Regions from separate parts of the Homo sapiens genome. Here region 2 is linked to region 1. Evidence: read pairs that join two places in POLR2A ChIA-PET (ENCODE). Cell type or tissue: OCI-LY7. All regions are shown on one strand. Links, peaks and the distances in the headings refer to the core of each region. The heading gives the core; the rest is flanking DNA.

Region 1 (8,331 bases), core at 16-8,015:
TATCTATCAATACCTGAGGCAACCCTCCCCCAAAAAAAGAGAAGACTGCAATTCACTATCAACAGCTCCAACTCACTACTGTCCTCTACTATGTTCCCAAGCTTAGAGATCGAAAGGTGACAGCACAACCAACTCCAAAAATAAATCGAACTTGCTATAATGCTGGCCTTGGATCATGGAACCACTTTACAGCAAAGACCGCTTTATATACAATATGGTTCTTTTGTGACATTGATAAATACAGATGTGACCAGATAAACTATAAGAGGAATGACCTGCTTTAGACTGAATTCTCTACCAGATACCACTATTTTATATGGAAATAATAACATAAAACTATAACTCATAAATAATTATATCCTAGAACCATTCTGGAAATGAATGTCAGGAAGGTTACTATAACACAGAATCAAAAGCATAAATGGAAATTAACAATGAAAAGGCTGTAACTGTTTTTATGTCAATACAATGCTCTTTAAGCAAGAATTCTTTAACTCCATATTAAATATTAGACTTGATGCCTTTAAAAAAAAGCCTTTTAACATGGTAGCCACCTAAGTAATATCTTCCACTCCATCATCAACTGAGACACATTCTTTCCAAAATCAATTATTTCCATTATATTGTTATAGAAAAGGTCCACGTTTTCTCCCCCAATGGCCCCACCACCACTTTTCTTAATTCCTTTCTTGGACTATTACCCAGAAAGGGGCAAATAACTGTAATCTTGGCTGCTTTAATACTTTGCATTATCAATTTCTAAACCATTAGTCCTATTATCCATGTCTTTAGAAGTTTTCAGGCTACAACTAATGGCTCGCTAATCACCGTATCAGCAGCACAATCAGGTTAACAGGGACCAAGGAAGTAGCACCTGGTAGGCTCTCCACATACCTTGGTGGTGGCCCGAGGTGGCAAAACACCTCCATCTCATCTCCCTACTTCTGGTTTTCCTCAGTGCTGCTGTTTCTACTCTCTAAACCAGCTGAAAAGGAGGCAGGGTGGGGACTTGCCTTAATCTCACCTGTAAATCCAGTTCTCGGGCTTTTCTGAGATGGAAAATATATTTTTTACTCTACCCCTGGTGATTAATCACTAGCTCTTTGTCTCTGCTTCAATAATGTATGAAAGAATAAAAGGGCACATCAAGTTTTAGGAGAATTCCATATTATTAGAAAATAGAAGCCTTGAAGCTTTAATTGCTAAAATTCTCAATGAATGGCTACCCAACTCCATTAACATAAAATATATGTAGAATTAAAAGACCATCTTTATTCAAAAAACAATAATTCAACACACGGTACGTGCAAGTGAATTCAGCCAAAATCTATAAATGAACAATACGGTCTCCAGAGCCATTCTGCTTTTCTTCTACAATATACATCAATAATTATTACAAAGAGTTTGGAGGGTTTCCGGTTTAATATTCTTACCAACTTTAGGAGGGTTGAAAGGTGTCTCTTTTAACCGCTTTTCCAATTCCGCAAGGGATGTGTTGTTAATGATATCCTGCAAACCACGAAGCAAAGAATTATGAGATTTCATCATCTCAGAACAATATATTAAAGAGATTCACTGACCCCCCCAAAAAAAAGACAGCATCTAGTACTGTCTCCTTGTGTTCTTTAAAGAAACACAGAAGTCTTCGTTTTTTTCAATGTGAAAGAGAAGCAGCTAGTTTAATTTTTATAATATACAAAGTATAACCAAATGAATAAAGATCTTTACAGATGCATTAAATACCTCCAAACCTTTTGCCAGAAGGCTATATTGTTCTGGCATTCATTTCACTCAGTAATATGCAGTCGCTTTATAAAGTAGCAAATGAATAATACCTTAAAAGGTTGTGTGCTGGCCATCAATTTAGTATCCAAGAGTCTAAAAAGAATTTTTAACAAGGTAAACAAAATGTATATCAATGTTTAAAATGTCTTTTACTCAAATATGTAAGCTACTTAAAATACTTCATACATAAAAAACATAATTAAAACATAAAATGTTTAATACAGAAAATACTTAAACACAGACAAAGTAATTAAACACATTGGCCATTTTGAACCCAGCACCAGCATCCCTGCTACGTTGGAGTAGGTACTCAGTCCCATCATCAGCGACTTCATTGAGCAACTGCAGGAGAGTCCACACTTGGAGTACAAGTTCTAGATTCACCTGGATCCTCAGAGAGCCTGGGCTCCATCAATCTCAAGGGTGAGTCAAATACTCTCACATGGTTTTACGTGGTTCAAATACTGCTGCCGGTCTACCATTCCCAAACTGCTACCATCTACTCCTACTCCTCAGGTTTGTAAACTATAAATTCTTCTGCAGGGCCAAAATCTACAATCAGTACTTTCACGCTGTTGTTTTTATTTCTTATTATTCTATTTCAGAGATCAGAAACACCAAAAGGGGAGGGTGGGGAGAAACCCACATGAAAACTCTATTTCTCTGTTTTTTTTTTTTTTTTTTTTCATATAAATGTGAACAGAGTGGGTAACAGGACAGAAATAAGCCCAGCTGAAAGAGAAACTGCTCGAACACCACGCCTATCCCTCTTCAACAGGTCCTAAGACACAAACACTTGTTCGGTAGGCTCCACATGGCTGACCTATGATGTCTCAGAGATATGTGACATATGACCTATCAGAACAAGGGGGCAATAATAACTATGGAAAACACCAACAGGAAAAGGCACTGACTTGAAGTGGATGAAAAACAAAATCTCTAGCCAGATGGACAGTTCTTGACTGACTCTTGAACACTCTCAATTGGACACTTCAATAGTTACAAGGTACATCCTACATGCAAGACAGACAAGAGCCATCTCAAGGAGGCTTCAACAGTTCTTCAGACAGCAAGATGAGAGATAAGAAAAAAGGAGTCGTTGGTCTACTTTCACTCTCAGTTCAAACTGTGATTTTTTGATAACAAAACCAATCATAAATTATAAAAGCAAGCCATCACAACATTGGAGACATTAAATAAGTTCCAAGCTTATATGAACATGATCTAATGGTTTTAACAAATTACTATATACCTATTTGTATTGTGTATGTCACAATGACTCTTTTTTTTTTTTTTTTTTTTGAGACAGGATCTCACTCTGTCACCCAGGCTGGATAGTAGCACTATTATGGCTCACTGCAACCTGGACCTCCTGGGTTCAAGCAATTCGCCCACTTCAGCCTCCTGAGTAGCTGGACCACACGTATCCCACCACACCCAGCTAATTTTTTATTTTTTATAGATATGTGGTTTCACTATGTTGCCCAGGCTGGTTCTGAACTCCCTAGGCTCAAGTGATCCTCCCACCTCAGTCTCCCAAAGTGGTGGGATTATAGGTGTGAGCCACCGTGCCCAGCCAACTTTTTTAAAAGAAAGACAAATCCTCAAAGAAAGCTTACCTGGGGAAAACACATGTTGTCATCTCTTTAAACTCACTTAAGTCCTAAAGAACAAGAGAAGGACTTGTTACAATTTTCCTAATACACTCGCAGTATTAAAAAACATGTAAACAGCTCAAGTTCCATAGCTGTCTTCTCAAACAAGCTGTTGGGGCCCTTAAGCTAAACTACAAAACCCATTTCTAGTTAACAAGTACAAAAAAAACACAAAACCTTCCCAATTTCCTCACTCATTGGGAACCATATAACCTGATAACTAACTTCTGCATAACCAAAACAACAAATTTAAGGATTTAATAGTTGAAATTGGGAAGGGGCAGGGGGTCCAATAAAATGTTAAAACCTACCTATTTGAGAGGCCTGTAATAAAAGCAGAAAACTTCCAGTAATAGCTAACAGGCTGCGATCTACCACACAAATTTATCATAACAGTGAGACAAGCAGAGTCATTTAAATTAAATGGTTTACACAGGAAATGGGCATACTGTAAACTAGCTTAGACCTTTCCTGAGATCACCTTTGAAATGTTAGTAAAAATGGCCTTGGAAACACAGGCTTTTCAATACACATATGATTCCTGTTTCAACTCCAGAAAATTGCTCAAGTGGCACTAATAGCAAGTGCCTAGATTAGACAATTCATTTCTCAAGTTTATTTTGATCAGGAAGTCTAGAGCTGAAATGAGAGTCCTCTAATTTTGAATTAACTCATTTACATACATAATTGCCATGCTAGACTGAGTAGTCATACTCCTGACTCTTTGTAAACTACACTTCTCTTCAATGTTATTCATGCTTCATAGGAAACTGCTGTTTCCAATTAGCTTTTCAAGCCTGTAAATACAGACTGTATTTAGCTAGCCTGATATATTTACCAGCTTTTCACTGGCTATAAATTAATGGGCAAAGCATGAACAGGCGATTTCAATGCAACGTCAAAAAATGCAATAATGATGTTTGTAATCTCTCAATACCACTAGAAAGCTTTACAAGCAAGGAACAAGGAGAATTACGGCCACCTCCAGGGCCAACATATAGCACAGTTCTAGACCAATGTCTTCTAAAAGGTCATGCTCAAGTATCAAGATAGTTCATAAGAAAACACTCTCCTCTAAAAGGCAACTCCAAAATGTGGATTATTTAGTATCCTTTTAAATGCAAATTTTGATACCAGTGCATGTAAAAGCTCTACCTTTTTATCAAGTCAGGGTCTCACTATGTTGCCCAGACTAGCCTTGAACTCCTGCACTCAAGCAATTCTCCTGTAACAGCCTCTCAAGTAGCAGGCACTGCAGGTATGCACCACCACACCCAGCCTTCTAATTTATTAGGCTTTCTAATTTCTTCTCATCACTTCTTCTAAAGGTAGATGGAAAAAAACAAAACAAAACATTTTCTTTCTCTGACAATGCCAGAACATAAAGAAGTTAAGTTACTTACCAGGTAGCCTTAGTAATAAAGTGAAGGATAAAACTGCTTATCCTAACCCACTTACTACTCTACAACAAATCACTTGCTCTTTCTACCAGAATTTAATTCAAGACCACTTTCATTCCACTTAACGTTCATTAACTGCTTACATACAATGTGTTAAGTCAGGCCATTCATTAACTGCTTACACGCAATGTGTTATGTTACGCACTTACACAACAAAATGGCTACACCCCTTGTCCAAGGAGCTAACCACCTAGAAGGGGGTTATGCTGTATAATACAAGACAAAATTTATGTAACATAGAGATGTACAATGTTCTGTGGGAGTTGAGAGAAAGGAAAGATCACCTCTTGGGCAAGGTAGCAGGCAATAAAAACTTCATGGAGAAGGCAAAAGCTGCACCGCGGAAAGTTAAGGGAAAGCTGTGAACAACAAACATTGAGAACAACAAGAGAAAATTCAAGTTGGAAGAAATTAAACAAAGCACCTCTTAGGGAACAAATAAGTCAGTCTTGGAAAAAGGAGAGCAACAAGGGATTAGACTACACAGAAAGGTTGGGCTGGATCACAGAAAGCCTGTTATGCATGGGTAAAAATAGTCAACTGCCTAGAAAACAAAGAGTGTGGGATTAATTTAGAATTTTCAGCAGGGTCAGTGACAGGAACGGAGCCATACATCAGAAGATTACAAAACTGGCAGTCGGGAGATACTTCATTTGTTAAATCGATATTTAATGCCTTCTAGTGCCAAGCTCTATTCAGTATTCGAAACACCTAGAAGCACAGAATTAAATACATTTTCCTCTTGCCTTGCTGATAACTTCATTGCTTTAAAGATCAAAAAAGGCTGGGAGCGGGTGGCTCATTCCTGTAATCCCAGCACTTTGGAAAGCCGAGCGGGTGGATCACTTGAGGCCGGAAGTTCGAGACCAGCCTGGCAAGCATGGTGAAATCCCATCTCCACTAAAAAAAATTACAAAAATTAGCCAGATGTGGTGGCGTACACCTGTAATCCCAGCTACTTGAGAGACTGAGACATGAGAATCACTTGAACTTGGGAGAGGGAGGTTGCAGTGAGCCAAAATCACACCACTGCACTCCAGCCTGGCGACAGAGTGAGACTCTGTCTCAAAAAAACAAATGAACAGGCTGGGCGTGGTGGCTCACACCTGTAATCCCAGAGCATTGGGAGGCCAAAGCAGGTGGATTACCTGAAGTCAGGGGTTCAAGACCAGCCTGGCCAACATGGTGAAACTCCGTCTCTACTGAAAATATAAAAATTAGCTGGGCATGGTGGCAGGTGCCTGTAAACCCAGCTACTCGGGAGGCTAAGGCAGGAGAATCGCTTGGATCCGGTAGGCAGAGGTTGCAGTGAGTCAAGATCGCACCACTGCACTCCACCCTGGGCCACAGAGCAAGACTCTGTCTCAAAAATAAATAAATAAATAAATAAATAAATAATAAAGGTCAAAAAGTCAAGAGAGGAGCTGCTACTTTGATCTACTTGGCCAGTAAGAAGTGGGTGATCTGGCCAGGTGTGGTGGCTCACATCTATAATCTTAGCACTTTGGGAGACTGAGGTGGGCAGACTTCTCTTGAACGCAGGAGTTCGAGAGCAGCCTGGGCAAATGGTGAGATCCTGTCTCTACAAAACTTTCAAAACAATTAGTGAGGCATGGTGGCATGTGCCTGTGGTCCCAGCTACTCGAGAGGCTGAGGTAGGAGTATCACTTGAGCCCAGGGAGTTGAGGCTGCAGTGAGCCAAGATGGCGCCACTGCACTCCAGCCTGGGTGACAGAGTGAGACACTCTCTCAAAAAAGAAAAAAAAAAATGGCCGGGCATAATGGCTCATGCCTGTAATCGCAACACTTTGGGAGGCCCAGGCAGGCGGATCACCTAAGGTCAGGAATTCGAGACCGGCCTGGCCAACATGGCGAAATCCCGTCTCTACTAAAAATACAAAAATTAGCCAGGCATGGTGGCAAGCGCCTGTTAATTCTAGCTACTCAGGAGGCTGAGGCAGAAGAATCGCTTGAACCCAGGAGACAGAGGTTGCAGTGGGCCAAGACTGCACCACTGCACTCCAGCCTAGGTGACAGAGTAAGACTCCATCTCAAAAAAAAAGGTGCGAAAGTGAAGAAAAAAGAAAAGAAAAAAACAGAAGTGGGATGACATAAAATAAACATTAGCTCATTAGACTTAAGAAACGCAAATCCAGGCCAAGCCCGGTGGCTCACACCTGTAATCCCAGTACTTTGGGAGGCAGAGGCCGGTGGATCCCCTGAGGTCAGGAGTTCAAGACCAGCCTTGCCAACATGGTGAAACCCCATCTCTACTAAAAATACAAAAATTAGCTGGGCATGGTGGCGGGCGCCTGTAATCCCAGCTACTCGGGGGGCTGAGTCAAGAGAATCACTTGAACACAGGAGGCCGAGATCGCACCACTGCACTCCAGCCTAGGTGACAGAGTGAGACTCCATCTCAAAAAAAAAAAAAAAAAAAAAAAGGTAGGAAAGAGAAGAGAAAAAAAAAAAAAAACAGAAGTGTGGTGAGTGACATAAAATAAACATTAGCTCATTAGACTTAAGAAATGCCAATCCAGGCCAGACGTGGTGGCTCACGCCTGTAATCCCAGAACTTTGGGAGGCGGAGGCGGGTGGATCACCTGAGATGAGGCGTTCGAGACCAGCCAGGCCAACATGGTGAAATCCCGTCTCTACTAAACATACAAAAATTACCCGGGCATGGTAGCAGGCATCTGTAATCCCAGCTCCTCAGCAGTCTGAGGAAGGAGAGTCGCTTGAACCCAGGAAGCGGAGGGTGCACTGAGCAGAGATCACACCACTGCACTCCAGCCTGGGCCACAGAACAAGATTCAGTCTCAAAAAAAAAAAAAAAAAAAGAAATGCAATTCCATACCTTTTACACTTGTTTTGAGACCCACAACTATGAAGTCTTTGAGTCCTAAAAGGTGTTAAAAGGTGATAGAGCTGTCTTAAACAGTGATGACAACCTAAATTTTAAGAAATACAAGGGGAGCAACTGACCCACTCATGACGTCTGTATTGTACTTTTTTAAAGGAGGGTAATCAAAATGCTGACGGAACAATGGGACCTAAGAAATGTGAAGTAACTGAAGGTTTACAGATGTATAAGTGAGACTGAACTCTCAAGCAGGTGTCTTCCAATCTAGAAGTAACAAAATATTAATCTTTTAGCTGGGCGTGGTAGTGCACACCTGTGGTTTTACCTATTTGGGAGGCTGAGGCAGGAGGACCGCTTGAGCCCAGCACCCTGAGATCAGCTTGGACAAAAGAGTGAGACCTAGTCTCTATTTTATTAAAAAGATATGGGGAAGGCCGGGCACAGTGGCTCACACCTGTAATCCCAGCACTCTGGGAGGCCAAGGCAGGCAGATCATGAGGCCAGGAGATCGAGACCATCCTGGCCAACATGGTGAAACCCCATCTCCACTAAAAATACAAAAAAATTA
Region 2 (8,331 bases), core at 242-8,241, 71 kb after region 1:
CAGCCTCCCAAAGTGCTGGATTACAGGCATGAGCCACCGCCCCCAGCCAGAATTTGTGTTTTCTGATGAGGAAAGCAGATACGGGATCTCCAATTATTTTTATTAAATTAAATCCCTACCTTAAAACAACTACTCTTTTTTCTTCAAGAGACAGAGTCTCTTTCTGTCACCAAGGCTAGAGTGCAGTAGCAGTATCATAGCTCACTACAGCCTCAAAGTCCTGGGCTCAAGCAATCCTCTTGTCTCAGCCTCCCAAGTAATTAAAACGACAGGTGCATGCCACCATGCCTGGCTAATTTTTCTGGAGAGACAGGGTCTCACTGTGTTGCCCAGGCTGGTCTCAAACTCCTGGGCTCAAGTGATTCTTCTGCCTCAGCCTACCAAAGTACTGGGATTATAGGTGTGAGCCACTGTGCCCATCTAAGAACTTTTTTTTTTTTTTTTTTTTTTTGAGGCGGAGTCTTGCTCTGTCACCCAGGCTGGAGTGCAACAGTGTGATCTCGGCTCACTGCAAGCTCCGCCTTCCGGGTTCACGCCATTCTTCTGCCTCAGCCTCCCGAGTAGCTGGGACTATAGGCGCCTGCCACGACACCTGGCTAATTTTTTGTATTTTCAGTAGAGACGGGGTTTCACCGTGTTAGCCAGGATGGTCTTGATCTCCTGACCTCGTGATCTGCCCGCCTCGGCCTCCCAAAGTGCGAACTATTCTTAATGTTGTAATGTTTTATTGGATTTCCTTCTAATTTTTCCTATACATACACACAGTTTTAAAAATAGAGTAATATAAAAAAATAAATAAAAATAGAGTAATATGTGAGAGGTCAGAGCGTATAACTGAAAGATCAAAGGCTTAGGAACAAAACAGACCTAGGAGTGCCTTGGGAAAGTCACCTTATTTCTCTAAGTGAGTTTTCCTTTTTTTTTTTTTTTTTTTTTTTTTGAGATGGAGTCTCACTCTGTTGCCTGGGCTGAAGGCTGGAGGGCAGTGACGAGATCTTAGCTCACTGCAACCTCCGCCTCCCAGGTTCAGGCAATTCTCATGCCTCAGCCTCCCAAGTAGCTGGGATTACAGGTGCACGCTAATTTTTGTACTTTTAGTAGAGACGTGGTTTCACCATGTTGGCTGGGCTGGTGTTAAACACCTGATTTCAAGTGATCTGCCTGCCTCAGCCTCCCAAAGAGCTGGGATTATAGGCATGAGCCACTGCACCCAGCCAAAGCGAGTTTTCTGATCTACAAAAGCAGCATAATGCCACTACCCTGAATAATTGTTATATGGATCAGTGATGACTTATGAAAGTATTTATAGATTGTCACTGGTAAATAGTAAGCATTCAATTATTTGCTGCTCTTGATGTTGTTAAATGTGAAATGTCTCACCATACCTCAAGCCTACAATATTTATATTAGTAAGATGGAACTCTGAGTGTAGAGAGTTTGCTTCCAGTATATAATCGCAAAATAAATCTCCTCCTGCCCCTCTACAGGTTGCTTTTAACTTTGACAGAGGAAGAATTTTCCAAGACGCCCTATACCATAGAAAACAGCAGCCACAGGAGAGCCATCCTCATGGAGCTAGAACGTGTCAAAGCATTAGGCGTGAAGCCCCCCCAGAATCTCTGGGAATATAAGGTGAACACTTTAATTTTTTTTTTTTTTTTTTACTTTTTATTTTTATTTTTTGTTAATTTTTTTTAATTTCAGGGTTTTCTTTTTTATTTTTGACAGTTTATGTACTTATTTATTTATTTATTTTATTTTGAGACAGAGTCCTTCTCTGTCGCCCAGGCTGGAGTGCAATGGCGCAATCTCAGCTCAGTGCAACCTCTGCCTCCCAGGTTCAAGTGATTATCCTACCTCAGCCTCCAGAGTAGCTGGGATTACCCTACCCAGCTAATTTTTTCTTTCTTTTTTTTTTTTTTCTGGCTCACTGCAACCTCCACCTCCCAGGTTCAAGCGATTCTCCTACCCCAGCCTCACCAGCAGCTGGGATTACAGGCACACGCCACCACACCAGGCTAATGTTTATGTTTCTAGTAGAGATGGTTTCAGGATGTTGGCCAGGCTGATCTCAAACTCCTGACCTCAGGTGATCCACCTGCCTCCTGACCTCAGCCTCCCAAAGTGCTGGGATTACAGGCGTCAGCCACCGCGCCTGGCCTGTTTTACAAATAAATAAGGAAAGAGACACTTACATGTTTTGGGGACCTTGAATTGTTGGAATATCACTGGAGGACAATTTGTCAATAACATTTCAGTTTAAACCGCATCTGCTCTTTAAGCCAGCATTTCACTCCTTTGCACTTGGAATGGAGGCAGCACAGCACGGTGGTCAAGAGTGAGGCTCTGGGCTGGTCACCGTGGCTCACAACTGTAATCCCAGCACTTTGGGAGGCCGAGGCGGGGGGATGACCTGAGGTCAGCAGTTTGAGACCAGCCTGGCCAACGTGGTGAAACCCCGTCTCTACTAAAATCACAAAAATTAGCTGGGAGTGGTGGCACACTCCTGTAGGTCCATTTACTTGGAGGCAGGAGAAATGCTTGAACCTGGGAGGTTGAGGCTGCGGTAGCCGAGATCACACCGCTGCATGGCAGCCTAGGGGACAGAGCAAGACTCCGTCCCAAAAAAAAAAGCAAAGAACAGAAACAAAAAGAGTAACGCTGTGGGCTGGGCATGGTGGTTCACAACTATAATGCTAGTACTTTGGAAGGCTGAGGTGGGAGGATTGCTTAGCTCAGGAGTTCAAGACTAGCCTGGGTAACATGGCAAGACCCCATCTCTACAAAAAGTACAGACACAAAAAAAATTAGTTGAGTGTGGTGATGCCAGCCATTTGCGAGGCTGAGGCTGCGCTAAACCATGATCGAACCACTGCACTCCAGCCTGGGCAAGAGAGTTGAGACCCTGTTTCAGAAAAAAAAAAAAAGGCCCTGGCACTAGCCTGCCTGGGCCAGCTCCTCCAAGACACACCACCTGTTGGAACACCAGCAAGTACCTGCACCTCTCCTTGCCTGTTTCCTCCTGGGTAAATAACCTTAGAGGGTCATTGTGAGACTCCAATGTTTGATTAACGGAAAGTTGTTAAACAAGTTATTCACGGCAGCATTGTTGGTAATTGCAGGGAGTAGAAAACAACCTAAGTGCCCCTCATTAGGAACAAGTTGAATAAACAAGGCACACCCATGTAGGCAGCCACCGGAAAAGGAGACAAAGACTTTGTGTTAATAAGGAACAAAGTCCTGTAATCCATAAGGAACAAAGTCCTGTAATCCCAGCACTTTGGGAGGCCGAGGCAGGCTGATCACTTGAGGCCAGGAGTTCCAGACCAGCCTGACCAACATGGTGAAACCCCATCTCTACTAAAAACACAAAAATTAGCCAGGTGTGGTGGTGCATGCCTATAATCCCAGCTACTCAGGAGGCTACGGCAGGAGAATTGCTTGAACTAAGGAGGTGGAGGTTGCAGTGAGCTGAGATGGTGCCACTGCACTCCAGCCTGGGTGACAGAGTGAGACACTGTCTCAAATGAAGAAAGAAATAAAAAATGCTTCTGTAATATGTGCGTGTATTACTTTAATAACTAGTTTCAAATATTGTAAAGAATGTGCGTGGAGCTCCTGAAATAGAATGTTTGTTATTTTTTGTGTTATTTGGTTTTTGTTTTTGTTTTGTTTTGTTTTGTTTTTTGAGAGGGTGTCTCGCTCTGTCGCCCAGGCTGGAGTGCAGTGGCGCGATCTCAGCTCACTGCAAGCTCTGCCTACTGGGTTCACGCCATTCTCCTGCCTCAGCCTCCCAAGTAGCTGGGACTACAGGCGCCCACCACCGTGCCCGGCTAATTTTTTTATTTTTTGGTAGAGACGAGCTTTCACCATGTTAACCAGGGTAGTCTGGATCTCCTGACCTTGTGATCCGCCTGCCTCGGCCTCCCAAAGTGCTGGGATTACAGGTGTGAGCCACCGCGCCTGACCTGTTTTTGTTTTTTTGAGACAGAGTCTCACTGTTTCCCAGACTGGAGTGCAGTGGTGCGACCTTAGCTCACTACAACCTCTGCCTTCCAGGTTCAAGCAATTCTCATATCTCACCCTCCAGAGTAGCTAGGAATACATGCAGGTGCCACCATGCCCAGCTAATTTTGTATTTTTAGTAGAGGCGGAGTTTTGCCATATTGGCCAGGCTAGTCTTGAACTCCTGACCTCAGGTGATCTGCCCGCCTCAGCCTCCCCAAAGTGCTGGGATTACAGGCGTGAGCCACTGCGCCCAGCCAAGCTGCCATATTTTTCATAGGTAAATATTTCAGCATTAATCTCTTAAAAAAAAATTTTTTTTTGAAATGGAGTCTCACCATGTTGCCCAGGCTGGTCTCAAATTCCTGGTCAAGTAATCCTCCCACCTCAACCTCCCAAGTAGCTGGGGCTACAGGCACAGGCTACTGAAGCAGCTACATTGCCTGGGGAACTGGGGTTTGTCATCTTGCACCAGGAAAATTTAGGACACAGACACACAAGAGTTGAGCAGAGGTTTAATAGGCAAAAGTAAGAGAAAGGAAAACAGCTCTGTCTCTAGCAAGAGAGAGGGGACTTCCAAGAGGAAAAGACTGGCAGGCAGCAGATGTGCTGGATTTTTTAGTCAGTTTTGAGGAGGCGGTGTCTGATTTACATAGGGCTCACAGATTGGTTCGATCAGGTATGATGTTTCCACAGTGCACAGGAAGGGTGGTCACCCCACCCTAATCTTATTATGCAAAGGAACTTTCTGTCCCCTTGGCTGGTGCTATCTTGTCTGCTCCTTACTGTACTGTACATGTGGCTGACAAAGAGAAGGGAAGATGGAGCTTCTGTCTTGAACATGATTGACATAACTGCCAGCATCTGTGTCTGCAGTTCCATTTTACAGGCTGCTGTTTGTTAGAAAGGAAAATGATTTGAGGCTGCTTTTCATTAAAAGGAAAACCTCCATCCTGGCTAACACAGTGAAACCCCATCTCTACTAAAATACAAAAAAAAATTAGCTGGGCGTGGTGGTGGGCGCCTGTAGTCCCAGCTACTGGGGAGGCTGAGGCAGGAGAGTGGCGTGAACCCGGGAGACGGAGCTTGCAGTGAGCCAAGATTGTGCCACTGCACTCCAGCCTGGGTGGCAGACCGAGACTCCATCTGAAAAAAAAAAAAGGAAAACCTTAATGAGGGCTCCCTTACCCTCACTATCTGCCTAAGTAACTTCTTCTTCACTCCTGTATCACTACCATGTCCTGCTTGAAAAGTAAGGACTTTTCAAAAGACAAAATTACAATATCACCATTGTACACCCCTCCACCAATTAATAGTAATTATGATTTTTTTTTTTTTTCTGAGATGGAGTTTTGCTCTTGTCATCCAGGCTGGAGTGCAATGGCGCGATCTCAGCTCACTGCAAACTCCACCTCCCAGGTTCGAGCGATTCCCCTGCCTCAGCCTCCTGAGTAGCTGGGACTACAGGTGTGCGCCTCCATGCCAAGCTAATTTTTTGTATTTTTAGTAGGGACGGGGTTTCACCGTGTTGGCCAGGCTGATCTCAAACTGCTGACCTCAGGTGATCCACCCGCCTCAGCCTCCCAAAGTGCTGGGATTATAGGCGTGAGCCACCATGCCCAGCCTGTAGTATGCAATTTGGTTTTTTTTGTTTTTTTTTGTTTTTTGTTTTTTTTTGAAACAGAGTCTCGCTCTGCCTCCAGGATGGAGTGCAGTGGCATGATCTTGGCTCACTGCAACCTCCACCTCCCAGGTTCAAGCGATTCTCCTGCCTCAGCCTCCCAAGTAGCTGGGACTACAGGTGCCCACCACCACACCGGCTAATTTTTTTTGTATTTTTAGTCGAGACAGGGTTTCACCATGTTGGTCAGGCTGGTCTCGAACTCCTGACCTCAGGCAATCTGCCTGCATCAGCCTCCCAAAGTGCTGGGATTACAGGCGTGAGCCACCATGTCCGGCCTCTATAGTATACTTCTTTTTTTTTTGAGATGGAGTCTCACTCTGTCGCCCAGGCTGGAGTGCAGTGGCGCAATCTCCACTCACTGCAAGCTCCGCCTCCTGGGTTCACACCATTCTCCTGCCTCAGCCTCCCCAGTAGCTGGGACTACAGGCACCCGCCACCATGCCCGGCTAATTTTTTGTATTTTTAGTAGAGACGGGATTTCACCGTTTTAGCCAGGCTGGTCTCAATCTCCTGACCTCAGGTGATCTGCCTGCCTCAGCTTCCCAAAGTGCTGGGATTACAGGCTGAGCCACCACGCCCGGTCTCTATAGTATACATTTCTAAAGAGAAAGAATCTTTTTAAAAATGCAATCATCATCACACTTTTTAAAAATCTAACAGTAAGTTATTCATAGCATCAGCTAAATTGAATGTTTTAACAGTTTTTATTGAGGTAAAATTGATATACACCTACTTAAAGTGTACGATGTGATAAGTTTTCACATATGCACACCCATGAAAGCATCACACGATGAAGATGGGGAACATCTCCGTCACTCCCAGAAGTTTCCTCCTGCCCCTGTTAAGCCTTCCCTCCCAGCCCTCCCAATTCCAACAAGGATGCAGTGATCTCCACTGGACACTGGGGATTTAATTTGCATTTCTCATTTAATTCACATTCACATGCTTATTTGCCATCCTTATATCTTCTGTGGTAAACTGCTCATTTTATTTTGATGCTACTAAGAATCAAATAAATTGAATCTTTTTTCTTTTTGAGATGGAGTTTTGCCCTTGTTGCCCACGCTGGATTTCAATGGCAAGATCTTGGCTCACTGCAACCTCTGCCTCCCGGGTTCAAGTGATTGTCCTGTCTCAGCCTCCCGAGTAGCTGGGATTACAGGCACATGCCACCAAGCCTAGCTAATTTTTGTATTTTTAGTAGACAGGGTTTCATCATATTGGTCAGGCTGGTCTCGAACTCCTGACCTCAGGTGATCCTCCTGCCTTGGCCTCCCAAAGTGCTGGGATTACAGGTGTGAGCCACCGCACTCGGCCTTTTTTTTTTTTTTTTTAAAGAAACGAGGTCTTACGCCAGGCGTGGTGGCTCACACCTGTAATCCCAGCACTTTGGGAGACCGAGGCAGGTGGATCACCTGAGGTCAGGAGTTCGAGACCAGCCTGGCCAACATAGTGAAACCCAGTGTCTACTGAAAATACAAAAATTAGCCAGGCGTGGCATTACTCACTTGTAATCCCAGCTACTTGGGAGGCTGAGGCAGGAGAATTGCTTGAACCTGGGAGGTAGACGTTGCAGTGAGCCAAAAATGCACCATTGCACTCCAGCCTGGGCGACAGAGCAAGACTCTGTCTCAAAAAAATAAAAAAATTAAGAGACTGGGTCTTGCTTTGTTGCTCAGGCTGGTCTTGAACTCCTGGCCTCAAGCAATCCTCTTGCCTCCCAAAGTGTTAGGATTACAGGCGTGAGCCACCACGCTTACCCTGAATAATCTATTCAGTTACTTTTATAATAAGGAAGTAAACATTCACTGTAGTAAAACTTGATTTAAAAAACTGAAGAAAATGAAAATGGCTATGTGAATTCCATGTTAAGTATCTGCTGTAACTGTAGATTTCACTGGTTTCACTATTACACTCAGTGTAGTACTAAACATCTTGTATATAAAATCTGTATTTCAGATTATTTGCATTAAGTGGTGCCCACTTACAGACTGATTGAATTAAACAATTTTAAGACTCTTTGATACCTTTTTCAAAATAGCTTTTTAAAAAGGCTATATTCTGCAAGCAGGGTGCAAGAGTATGCTTTTCACCCCTCCCCCCAGCTAGAGCTAGAGATTGGATCTTTTTTTTTTTTTTTTTTTTTTTTTTTGAGCTGGAATCTCACTGTATTGCATAGGCTGGAGTGCAGTGGTATGATCTCGGCACACTGCAACCTCCACCTCCCAGGTTCAAGCGATTCTCCAGCCTCAGCCTCCTGAGTAGCTGGGACTACAGGGCATGAGCCACCATGCCCAGCTAATTTTTTTATTTGTAGTACAGACAGCATTTCACCATGTTGGCCAGGCTGGTCTCAAACTCCTAACCTCAAGTGATCCGTCCACCTCGGCCTTCCCAAGTGTTGGGATTTACAGGCGTGAGCCACCATGCTCCGCCAAGATCGAATCTTTATACAATGTAACCCCAAATGTGGATCACTTGGCCTCTTCTTGCCGTTCATTCATTCATGCATTGTGTGTACCATGCAAAAAGGCTGATGGCAACAAGCGAGAGATGGGAAGGAGCGTGGGTGGGTAGCTGGCCGCCATGGTTGTAATGTGGCCCTGTACTCTTCTCCTCTGCAGGCTGTGAACCCAGGCAGG

What was found. Peaks named below come from ENCODE experiments on the same cell type or tissue, not always from the same donor. Only the 100,000 strongest peaks of a DNase experiment are listed, where the experiment ranks them.
Region 2: POLR2A ChIA-PET joins it to region 1 with 8 read pairs; 7 of 35 experiments call an interaction of 5 or more read pairs at or near these places.

What each region holds. Positions count from the first base shown.
Region 1 is chr16:14,582,914-14,591,244 of GRCh38, forward strand. PARN (poly(A)-specific ribonuclease) reads right to left here. Exons shown (of 24, transcript NM_002582.4): 14 at 3,405-3,448; 15 at 1,836-1,878; 16 at 1,434-1,509. Among named protein-coding and RNA genes, the nearest start is that of PARN, 43 kb to the right of the region's middle. In OCI-LY7, for the core only: no CTCF peak of the experiment used is centred there; no DNase peak of the experiment used is centred there.
Region 2 is chr16:14,653,579-14,661,909 of GRCh38, forward strand. It overlaps BFAR (bifunctional apoptosis regulator), which reads left to right. Exons shown (of 8, transcript NM_016561.3): 5 at 1,488-1,632; 6 at 8,314-8,331. Among named protein-coding and RNA genes, the nearest start is that of BFAR, 25 kb to the left of the region's middle. In OCI-LY7, for the core only: no CTCF peak of the experiment used is centred there; a DNase peak (open chromatin) is centred at 4,723; H3K27ac peaks cover 1,444 bases.